Regions from separate parts of the Mus musculus genome. Here region 1 is linked to region 2. Evidence: chromatin contacts called from ENCODE Hi-C data. All regions are on one chromosome and are shown on one strand. Each heading gives the region's core, a stretch centred on a gene start or an enhancer-like site at or near the end of the contact. The rest is flanking DNA. Distances are from core to core; before and after follow the strand shown.

The links. A loop is a pair of places that touch in the nucleus more often than their neighbours do.
Region 1: a loop to region 2 is called in a map of T-helper 17 cell, with 45 times the contacts of the local background. The contact joins the enhancer-like site here to the promoter of Trim29 in region 2. A Hi-C loop is called at or near these places in 5 of 37 maps with a recorded cell type or tissue (T-helper 1 cell, T-helper 17 cell, T-helper 2 cell and 1 more).

Annotation. Positions count from the first base shown.
Region 1 is chr9:62,433,120-62,438,134 of GRCm38, forward strand. The region is part of intron 3 of Coro2b (coronin, actin binding protein, 2B); the gene reads right to left. Among named protein-coding and RNA genes, the nearest start is that of Gm40523, 20 kb to the left of the region's middle. Within about 2 kb of position 2,837, at least 1 of the 3 ENCODE cell types and tissues checked has a DNase peak (open chromatin) inside an H3K27ac peak, as active enhancers do.
Region 2 is chr9:43,307,217-43,312,231 of GRCm38, forward strand. Trim29 (tripartite motif-containing 29) reads left to right here and starts at 3,547. Exons shown (of 9, transcript NM_023655.2): 1 at 3,547-4,463. The coding sequence starts at 3,660.

The DNA.
Region 1 (5,015 bases), core at 1,587-4,086, about 19 Mb after region 2:
GAGCCTGGATGGTGGAGCTGCTGTTTGCAGTCCTGTGTGAGCCAAGAAGCAGAAAAGGATGGTCTGTGGAGAGAAAGATGGGCCAAAAATGGTCCAGGTGGGGAGCTCCAGAGAGAGGCACTGAGCCCCAGACAGACCATGGTCTCTGATGCTCATCCCACTGGGCTTCAGTGGCTCCATGCAGGCATTCATCTCAACTGTTGCCATGTCATCTACAAGGCGGTGTGTATATGTGTCATGGGGGAGGTTGTCCCTGCTCTTGCCCTGCCTGGCCTACTGGGATTCAGCGTGAGATAGCGGTGATAACAGCTTATCAGCTATGAGGGGCTGTATATAGCTACAGAATTATGATGAAAAGTGGGATGCCCCCAGGTCCCGTGTGTGTGTGTGTGTGTGTGTGTGTGTGTGTGTGTACACAAGTGTGTGCACTTGAGTGCAGTGCTCAAGGAGGCCGGAATATGGCACTAGATCACCTGGAGCTAGACTTACAGCAGTTGACGTGGGTGCTAGGAACCAAACTTGGATCCTCTAGAAGAGAAGTAAGCACACGTAACTAACCACTGAGCCATTTCCCAAGGCCCTTGTATGACACTCTGTGATCTGCCATGGCGGTGTGAATGAGAATGTCCCCTGTAGGCTCTGTATTTGAACACTTTGTCCCTAGTTGGTAGTGTGCTGTTTGGGGGAAATTCAGGAGGTGAATTGAAGGAAGGTAATTACTGAAGGAAGTAAGCCATTGGAGGTGGGCTTTGAGTAGTTCATTTTCTCTCTCTCTCTCTCTCTCTCTCTCTCTCTCTCTCTCTCTCTCTCTCTCTCTCTTTCTCTCTCTCTCTCTCCCCCCCCTTTTTTTTGAGACAGAGTTTCACTGTGTAGCCCTGGCTGCCCTGGAACTTGCTCTGTAGAGCAGGCTGGCCTCAAACCCAGAGATCTGCCTGCCTCTGCCTACCAAATGCTGGGATTAAAGGTGTGCACCACCCCCACCCAGCTAGGGCTTCCAGTTGACGCCCTGCTTCATGCTTAAGGTCATGCTTATGCTAAAGGTCATAAACCCTCAGCTCCCGCCGCTGCTGCTGCTGCCGCCATGCATCCCTGCCATGATGAACTCTGTAACCATCATGAATCCTCTGTAACCAAATAAACTCTTCTATATAAGTTGCCTTGGTAGTGCTTTCTCATAGTTAGTCAAAAGAAGTAACTATGTCACTAATATACCTAGGAAGGCATGGGATATTCCTTATGACATCATCTAGACAGAAAACAATTGGCTAACAAGAGTGGAACAATTTAATATGTGATGTCAATTCATCACGCTCACCATTTGGCTAGACCATCAATGCACAAAGATCATCTGAAGGCAAGCAAGGCTGAAGTTGGGGTGCTTGAAGAGAACTCCTTTGCCAAGTTTCCTGACCAATCAGGTGCACCTCCCCCGGATTATGGAAGCAAGGGCCTCCCCACAAAAGCCCCCATAACTTGTCTATCAACTCGATAAGAAGGAAGTTTTTCCATGGAGAACTTGAAACCACCATTCTCCATTTCAGGGAATCAGCCCACTTGAGAACAAATTTCCTCACTGGAAGTCCCTTGGTAGCTCTCGCCTACCACCCACCACTACCTGCTAGTGTGCAAGAGTGACAGGAAGAGGGACCTGGCATGACCTTCTGCCACCTAACAGTGCTGTGGAGTGAGGACTAGTTTAGAAACAGTGGGAACAGTGGAGTGTGGTGATGACCAGGAAGACACACATTCCTTTCACCTCCAATTGAGAAGACTAATGCTTAGATTAGACATGTGTACAACACACACACACACACACACACACACACACACACACACACACACACACACACACACACACTTTCTTCTTTTGTTCCAAAAAGCTGCTGTTATGCATGTTTCATAGCTTGTTTATTTTCATGTGATGGCAAGTTGTATCTTTACATCTTGCTATGTACAGACATGCCATGTATATGTGCATACATGTATAAGAATATATATGATACATGTATAAACATATAAGAAATAAATTATATACATTTATATGTGTTTGTGTATATAATGTGAATGCATATGCATACATGTTCGTGTGTGTGTATGTGTGTGTGTGTGTGTGTGTGTGTGTGTGTGTGTGTGTGTGCATGTGCATTGAGGACAAACCTCACTCACCAGCTGAGTGACACTGGATGAGCCATTAACCTCTCTGAGGTTCTGACTCTTGGTGTAGAAAGTAAAGGGGTCTATGGGTCTTGCAGAGGCTTGTGGCTTAAATCCAGCTGGGTCCAAAGTCATGTGAACTGAGTTGTTAGAGTGGCAGCTGTCTTGTGCCACAGGAACACAAGGGAAGTGGGACCCCAGGTCCAGCCTCTGGGAAACAGGGGGTGGGGGGAGACAGACAGAGAGTGACAGACAAAGAGAGACAGAGAGGTGTATACAGCTGGACAGTGGTGATTGCTAAATGTAAGATCCTAGCACCTAAACAGGGTTTGGGGAACCAGGGAGAATCAATACCCCAAAGAGAGGTGTCTCTTATTTGATACCTGGAAGTTCCTCTCCTGGGCCCAGCTTTCTCATCTGCACATTAGTTCCAGACATCTCTGACATTGCTGAGAGGGAAGAAATCACGAGGCCTGACACAGCAAGAAGTTGGCACCAGAGACAAAAAAAAAAAAAAAAAAAAAAAAAAAGCTCTGGGCTCTGGAGAGTAGCTGCAGTTCACAGTGGGCTTAAAACACCCAGAAGGAAACTCCTGTCTCTTAGAATGCATGGAATTTGCTAGAAACAAAGTGTATCTGGGATGTGGGAGGAACACAGTGGTTCTGCCCAGGGAGTGTGCTGGGAGCTTACTGCAATAACACAGGAAACCTGAGACTGTGCCAAACAGGATTTGGGGAAGGAAGGGGTGGAGAGAAGCGTGGAGGGTTCTCCTCCAGCAAGCCAGCTGTGCCAGAGTCCCCTTCCAGCCCGGAGCCAGGGTCTTGTCACACTCAGTCACGTTTAATCAATTAGATAAGTGGGGGTGGAGGGGGGCGGGGGGCGGGGCGTGTCTTGGCTTCCAGGAGCTCAGTCTCCTGAGAGACAGCGGACATGCGGACATGCGCAGACAAGTGAGGGCAAAGTTGGCGCATTAAGGAGGAGATAGAGCCTCCAAAACAGAGTGTGCGTGAGTGGGGACAGGTCAGCTAGACAACAAGGATTGACCTTGAGCTTGTGCAAGCTCCCTGCAAACCCAGGCTCTGACCTGAGTCACTGTGAATCTGTGGCCAAGGATTTTAGATTTTTCTGAACATGTTTTCTCAGCTGAGGGGTGACTCTACCGGTGCCACACAATTGCCTCGACGACTAAAGAAAATGAAATCAATTGCCTCGACGACTAAAGAAAATAAAATCTGTATCCTCCCAGGAAGATGACTGTTGGCTAGTTGTATGTCAGCTTGACACAGCTAGAGTCATTTTGAAAGAGAGAATCACAGTTGAGAAGATGCCTCCATCAGACTGACCCATGGTGCATTTTCTTGATGGATGCTTGATCAATGTTGGGAGAACATAGCCCACTGTAGGTGGTGCCATCCCTGGGCTGATGGTCCTGGGTTCTATAAGAAAGCAGGCTGAGCAAGCCATGAAGAGCAAACCAGTAAGCAGCATTCCTCTATGGCCTCTGCATCCGCGCCTGCCTCCAGGTTCCCGACCTGTTTGAGTTCCTGTCCTGACAGCCTTGGATGGTGGACTGTGATATGGAAATGTAATAGAAATAAATCCTTTCTTCCCCAAGTTTCTTTTGGTAATGGTGTTTCATCACAGCAATAGAAACCCCAACTAAGACAATGACCATGGATCTGCAATACCTACTTGAGTAATGCTTATATAACATTAAGGATTACAGACAACTTTTCAATAGGTCAAACTTTAGATGTGACTCTTTTTTTCCTTTTGAAGAATAATTATATTGGGGTTGGGGAGAGCCTAAGGGGAAGGGAGGGAGGGGAAACTATAGTCAGGGTATAATATATGAGAGAATAAAATTATATTTTAGTTATATATGTATGTATACATGTATGTATGTATTATTGTATCTGTGTGTATGTATGTGTCTGTGCATATTGATGTTTATAGAGGCCAGAAGAAGGTACTGGATCCCCTGGAGCTGGGGTTACAGATGATTGTGAGCCACCTGACATGGAATCAGGGATATGAGAGCAGCAAGCAGTCTCAGCCACTGAACCTCTCCCTGGCCCCTCCTTTCTTTCTTTCATTATAATTTTTTTGACCCAACTGCCCTTGAACTCACTATGTACCTAAGGATGACCTTGAACTGTTTCCCTTTTCCTCCTCAAATGTCAAGATTAGGCATAGTGTGCTCTGCTCTGCTCACTTCTTAATTTTATTATCAAAGCTAAGACATGATGCCCACCTACACCTGCAGGGTCAGGGTCATGGGTAGCTCTGACTCTGGCTTCTGCATCTTTGGTCCCTGTAACATCTAGGTCTTCAGGAAAGCAACGCACATAGCCATGGCCTCCCGTGACGACAGCGCCTCTTCTGGCTCTCTCCGGAAAGGCTGCCTGAAGCTGTTTCACAGTTAACTTTGACTTTTTAGAAGTAGGAGCCCACAATAAAATAACAAAACTATACACAAGTTCATGAACCGGGAATGAGGTGGTTCGTTGTCACTATCAAGTCTCCTGGGCCACCTGTCACTATGTGCTGAGCTTTTATTTTTAATATTGATTTTATTTTGTGTGTGTGGGTACGTGTGTATATGTATGTGTATAGTTTTTATGCGGGTTCTAGGGATTTGTATTCAGGTACTCATGCGCACACAGTAAGAGTTGCTACCCAGAGAGCCATCTCCTCCATCCCAGAGGGCCAGCCATTATTTATTTATTTATTTATTTATTTATTTATTTATTTATTTATTTATTTATTTAAGGTCTCGTGTAGTTCAAGCCGGCCTCCAACTCCATATGCAGCCAAGGATGGCCTTTGATATCTGATCCTGATACTCCTACGTCCCAAGT
Region 2 (5,015 bases), core at 2,297-4,796:
AGATGTCTCTTGTGGGACCGGTAGGTGCTAGGATGGAAGCAGGAACTGTGAGGTCAAAGGGACAGTGACAGCTCTTTATCCCATGCACATGGGGGCCCTTGAACCTACTTCCCCTCCCCAACTTAGGACAACTGAACATGGCTTACTCCAGGATCTGCAATCTATCCATCTTCCTACAGTCCATCTGTGTACCTCCATCATCCATCCACCAGCCCAAGGCCTGGGATGTGTTGGAGCAGGCCCGTACTGACTCAGGAGAGTACCAGGTACTGTCAGCATCTTGAGGTATTAGGCGCAGATTGACACTTCAAGATGGTGATAGCAGGGTGGGAGGAAGAAGCAAGTTCCACAGGCTAGGGCTTTGTAGGAACAGTCAGATGCCAAGTCTCCTTTAGCAAACCTTTGTAACTCACTCACTCACCTACAAACTGTTTGTATCTCTCCTTCCTCCCTCTAGTCTCTCTCCCTCTCTCCTATCCTCCTTTTGCCTCCTTTTCCAATTACTTTTTATCATTTATTTATGTGTAGAAATCCATCCATCCATGCATCCATCCATTCATGCATCCACCAATCCATCCATCCATCCATCCATCCATCCATCCATCCATCCATCCATCCACCTATTCATCCATCTATTCATCCATCTATTCATCTATCCATCCATCTATCCATCCATCCATCCACTCATCCATTCACCTACCCACTCATCCATCCACCTACTCACCCATCCATCCACCAATCCACTAATCCACCCATTCAGCCCCCCACACCTACCCATCCATCCAACCATCCATCCCACCCATCTCTACTTATATTCATCTTTTGATTTCTTTTTTCCAGCCAACTAGCCACAGATTTTATTTTATTTTATTTTTTGGGTCTGGACATCTGTGTATCTGCTTATTCCTAAGGCTCATAGTACTTCCCCGACCTCTGGAAGCAGGTGTATGAACTCTAAGGATCAGAAGCAGCTGCTGGATGGCAGGGAGCCCAAAGGCTTTCCTCCCATCTTTTCTTGCTCTTCTTCCTCTCTAGTCCTCATCATCTGGTCCCTTAGGATGAGGAGACTTTCAGTGGGTGAGGAGGGGACATGTCTATACCAAAAGACCAGAACAACATCTTCCTTTCCCTCCCTGCTTCTCCCAGGCCTCAGGCAAGAGTGCAGTGTAGTGACATTGACCTGGCCTGGCTTCCCCGCCTTACCTTCTTCTCCATTCCTGTTTCCTCTTTACTTCTCTGCTTTTCCTTTCTCTTTTTCATTTTGTTTTGTTTGGATCTCTCTCTCTCTCTCTCTTTCTCTCATCTATCTATCTATCTATCTATCTATCTATCTATCTATCTATCTATCTATCTATTTTTGGCCTGGAATTTACTATGTAGACCAGGCTGGACTCAAACTTGTGGCAATCTTCCTACTTCTACCCCCCAAGTGGCTAGGATTACAACCCTAAGCCATTACAAACTCTGGCCTGGCTTTTGGAACATAGTTGGGTTTCCCAACCCAGAAAGCCTCATGAGTTCTTCTTAGGTAAGCCTCATGAGTTCAAAGGAAAGGAGTTCCCATGAGGCCCCAGGACAGATACAAGTCAGCAATCCCACTTCCAGTACACATCTCTTCTTACCTCTAACTACTTTGTGTGCCAAGTGTGTCTGCCTTTTCCCCAGGGCTGTGATAACAAAGGCTTAGCTGCCAGCCTTCTGAGTCAAGGGGTGGGGTTCCCAGGATTTAACCTGAATTTGAGTGGAAGGAACGGAGACCCTTCCCCTGCACACACTCCAGAACCTTCTACTCCAGCTACACCCACATTCTACTGTATCCATCCATCCATTCCCAAGGGGGAATGGGGGCAGTTCTGTACTCTGTGGGGGAGCAGTTTCCAGGTTGCCTCTAAGAACAGAACTTCTGGTCCTTGGCTAGGGGGTGGGGGAGGAAGAGAGCTTGGCAGTTCTCATGTCTCTAGAGCTGAGTCCCACACTGTACTGTGTCATTTTGGAGGTTATCCCATAGGGCCCGACCAAGAGAAGATGTGTAGGTTTTTCTGATTCATACCAGAAAACCTGTCGAGAAAGGGAAGTCAAATGTCTGGTCTCCAGGGACCCCCACCCCCACCCCTCACCCCCTCGCTGCCACTGTGTCTCTGCCCCACAGGCCCCAAGCAGGCTCTGGTCTGTTCTAAGGGGATACCCAAGACCTGCATGTGCACCTTCTTAGGGCCATGAGCATAGGAAAACCTCCAGCAGCTATGTTCTAGTGAGATATTTAGGTGGCTCTAAGAACCAGGGATAGAAGAAGGAACTTCACAACCTCAAAAGGCCCAGACTATAATCCCAGGCCTGTAACGGGCTGAAGTCAGTGTCCTCTTAGTGCCTAAGTTTTATCTCTGTCAGAAGGCACAGCTGGGGACTCAGGTGGCAAAGGCAGCCAGGTTGGGGGTGGGGGTGTTCCCCAGAGACCAGACATTGATTCTTTCCTTTCTCTACAGTAGGTTTTTTTTGTATGACTCAGAAAAACCTGCACACCTTCTCTTCTTGGCCGGGCCCTATGGAATGACCTCCAAGATATCACAGTGGGTGAAATGTTCACCGGGCAAGCATGAAGACCTGATTCACTCTCTAGCACCATGTAAACACTAGATGTGGTATCCTGTGTCTGTAGTACCACTGATAGGAAAGAGACAAGCAGATCCAATGGCCAGCTCCAGCTTCAGGAAGATCTTCTGCCTCAAAAAAAGGAATGTGCAATTGAGCAAGATGTTGGACAGACAGACACATACAGAGGCATGAGTACACACACACACACACACACACACACACACACACACACACACACACACACGAGGGGGACAGAGAGAGAAAGAGACAGAGACAGAGAGAGAGAGACAGAGGCAGAGAGAGAGCCAGAGAGTGAGCGAGAGAGAGAGAGAGAGAGAGAGCCAGAGAGAGAGAGAGAGAACCAGAGAGAGAGAGAGAGAACCAGAGAGAGAGAGAGAGAGAGAGAGAGAGAGAGAGAGAGAGAGAGAGCCAGACTGAGGATTGTAGAGAGGCTTAAATAAGCTCAGACACGTAAAATACCCAAGACATCAGTCGCAAATTGGTTAGAATCAGTTGTGCATACAAGACCTGGGCCACAGCTTCCCTCAGAATATGCTGTCCTAGGGTGGAGACTTGCTTTTGATGTCCAACCCGCAAATTACAAGGCGATTTGGCTTGTGTGACCCAATTAAGAAGCCTTCTGTCCCGTGAACCTCTGCGGACACCTCACCTTCTGCCCCCAGGGGCAATGACCTCCTCAAAGCCTGCCCACCTGTGTGGACAGAGGCTCTGCCTTCCTGCCAGAAGTGCATCTGATGAAGCAGCCTAACAGGTTGTCAGTGGTGGGAAGTAATAAAACTGGGACATAAAAAACACTTCTTTAAAATCCCGGGCTGGGGATGGATGTGCAGGCGTGGCCCAGGTAATTAACCACTCTGCCCCGCCTGTCTCTCTCGGCCCGTTTTGTCAGGTTGCTCCTCCTATGGCTCCTCCTCCTGCCCCACCTTCTCCCCACAGGTGTGTCCCTGGGCTCTGGCTGCCAGCCCCACTTCGTGCCCCGAGACATCCGCTGAAGCCACCTGCCACGAGACCCCAACCAGCAGACACAGGCTAGCAAGTGACCTACCATGGAAGGTGCCGATGCCTGCAGGAGCAATGGGGCCAGCCCGGAAGCCAGGGACACCCGCAGCCCACCGGGTCCCAGCGGCAGCCTAGAGAATGGCACTAAAGCAGACAGTAAGGACACCAAGACAACCAACGGGCACAGTGGGGAGGTGACAGAGGGCAAGACCCTGGGCAGTGCCCTGAAGTCAGGGGAGGGGAAGAGTGGCCTATTTTCCAGCAATGAGTGGCGCAGGCCTATCATCCAGTTTGTGGAGTCTGTCGACGACAAAGGCTCCAGTTACTTCAGTATGGACTCTGCGGAAGGCAGGAGGTCCCCTTATGCGGGGCTCCAGTTGGGGGCTTCCAAGAAACCTCCTGTGACCTTTGCTGAGAAGGGGGAGCTGCGAAAGTCCATTTTCTCCGAGCCCCGCAAACCCACGGTGACCATCGTGGAGCCCGGGGAAGTCCGCAGGAATAGCTACCCCAGGGCTGACTCCAGCCTCCTGGCGCGGGCAAAGTCGGGCTCCGAGGAGGTGCTGTGCGACTCCTGCATCGGCAACAAGCAGAAGGCCGTCAAGTCCTGCCTGGTGTGCCAGGCTTCCTTCTGTGAGCTGCATCTGAAGCCCCACCTGGAGGGCGCTGCCTTCCGGGACCACCAGCTGCTCGAGCCCATCCGAGACTTCGAGGCCCGAAAATGTCCCTTGCACGGCAAGACTATGGAGCTCTTCTGTCAGACCGACCAGACCTGCATCTGTTATCTCTGCATGTTCCAGGAGCACAAGAACCACAGCACCGTGACGGTGGAGGAGGCCAAGGCAGAGAAGGAGGTGACTTGCTAGGCCCCTCGCTGCCTTCCCTTAACCCTCCCACTTGGATCCTCACTGGGGACTTATGGCTTCACGGTGCTCTGCTTTTAGGAAACATTTCTTCCTCCTCTTCATCTTCACCCTGGGGGTCAGAGGTCACTCTAACTTCCAACGATCTTAAGAGGGACATCCCGTTCGAGCCAACAGAAGATTAGACGCTAGGCAAAGCACACCAGATGAATCCTAAGTCGGGCTGGAGTGTAGAACGGAAGGATTCAGAACTCTCTGCTTGGCTGATCTGTTGTCTGTCCCTCTGTCTGTCTCTCCCTCTGTCTGTCTGTCTGTCTCTCTCTGTCTCTCCCTCCCTCTCTCCCTCCCCTCCCCCTGTCCTCACAGGTGATACTAAGGCAGGAAGACTCTAAGAGGGGACTTGAGGGCTCCTGAGTACCCTTTTTTTCTGATTCCAGGTTTGCACTTGCAGTCCTGCAGCTGCTGGCTCTGCCCTAATCTGGAAGTCACCCCACCCCACCCCACCCACCCCCATCCCCTCCTCTGCTCTCAGCTGGGCCCTGT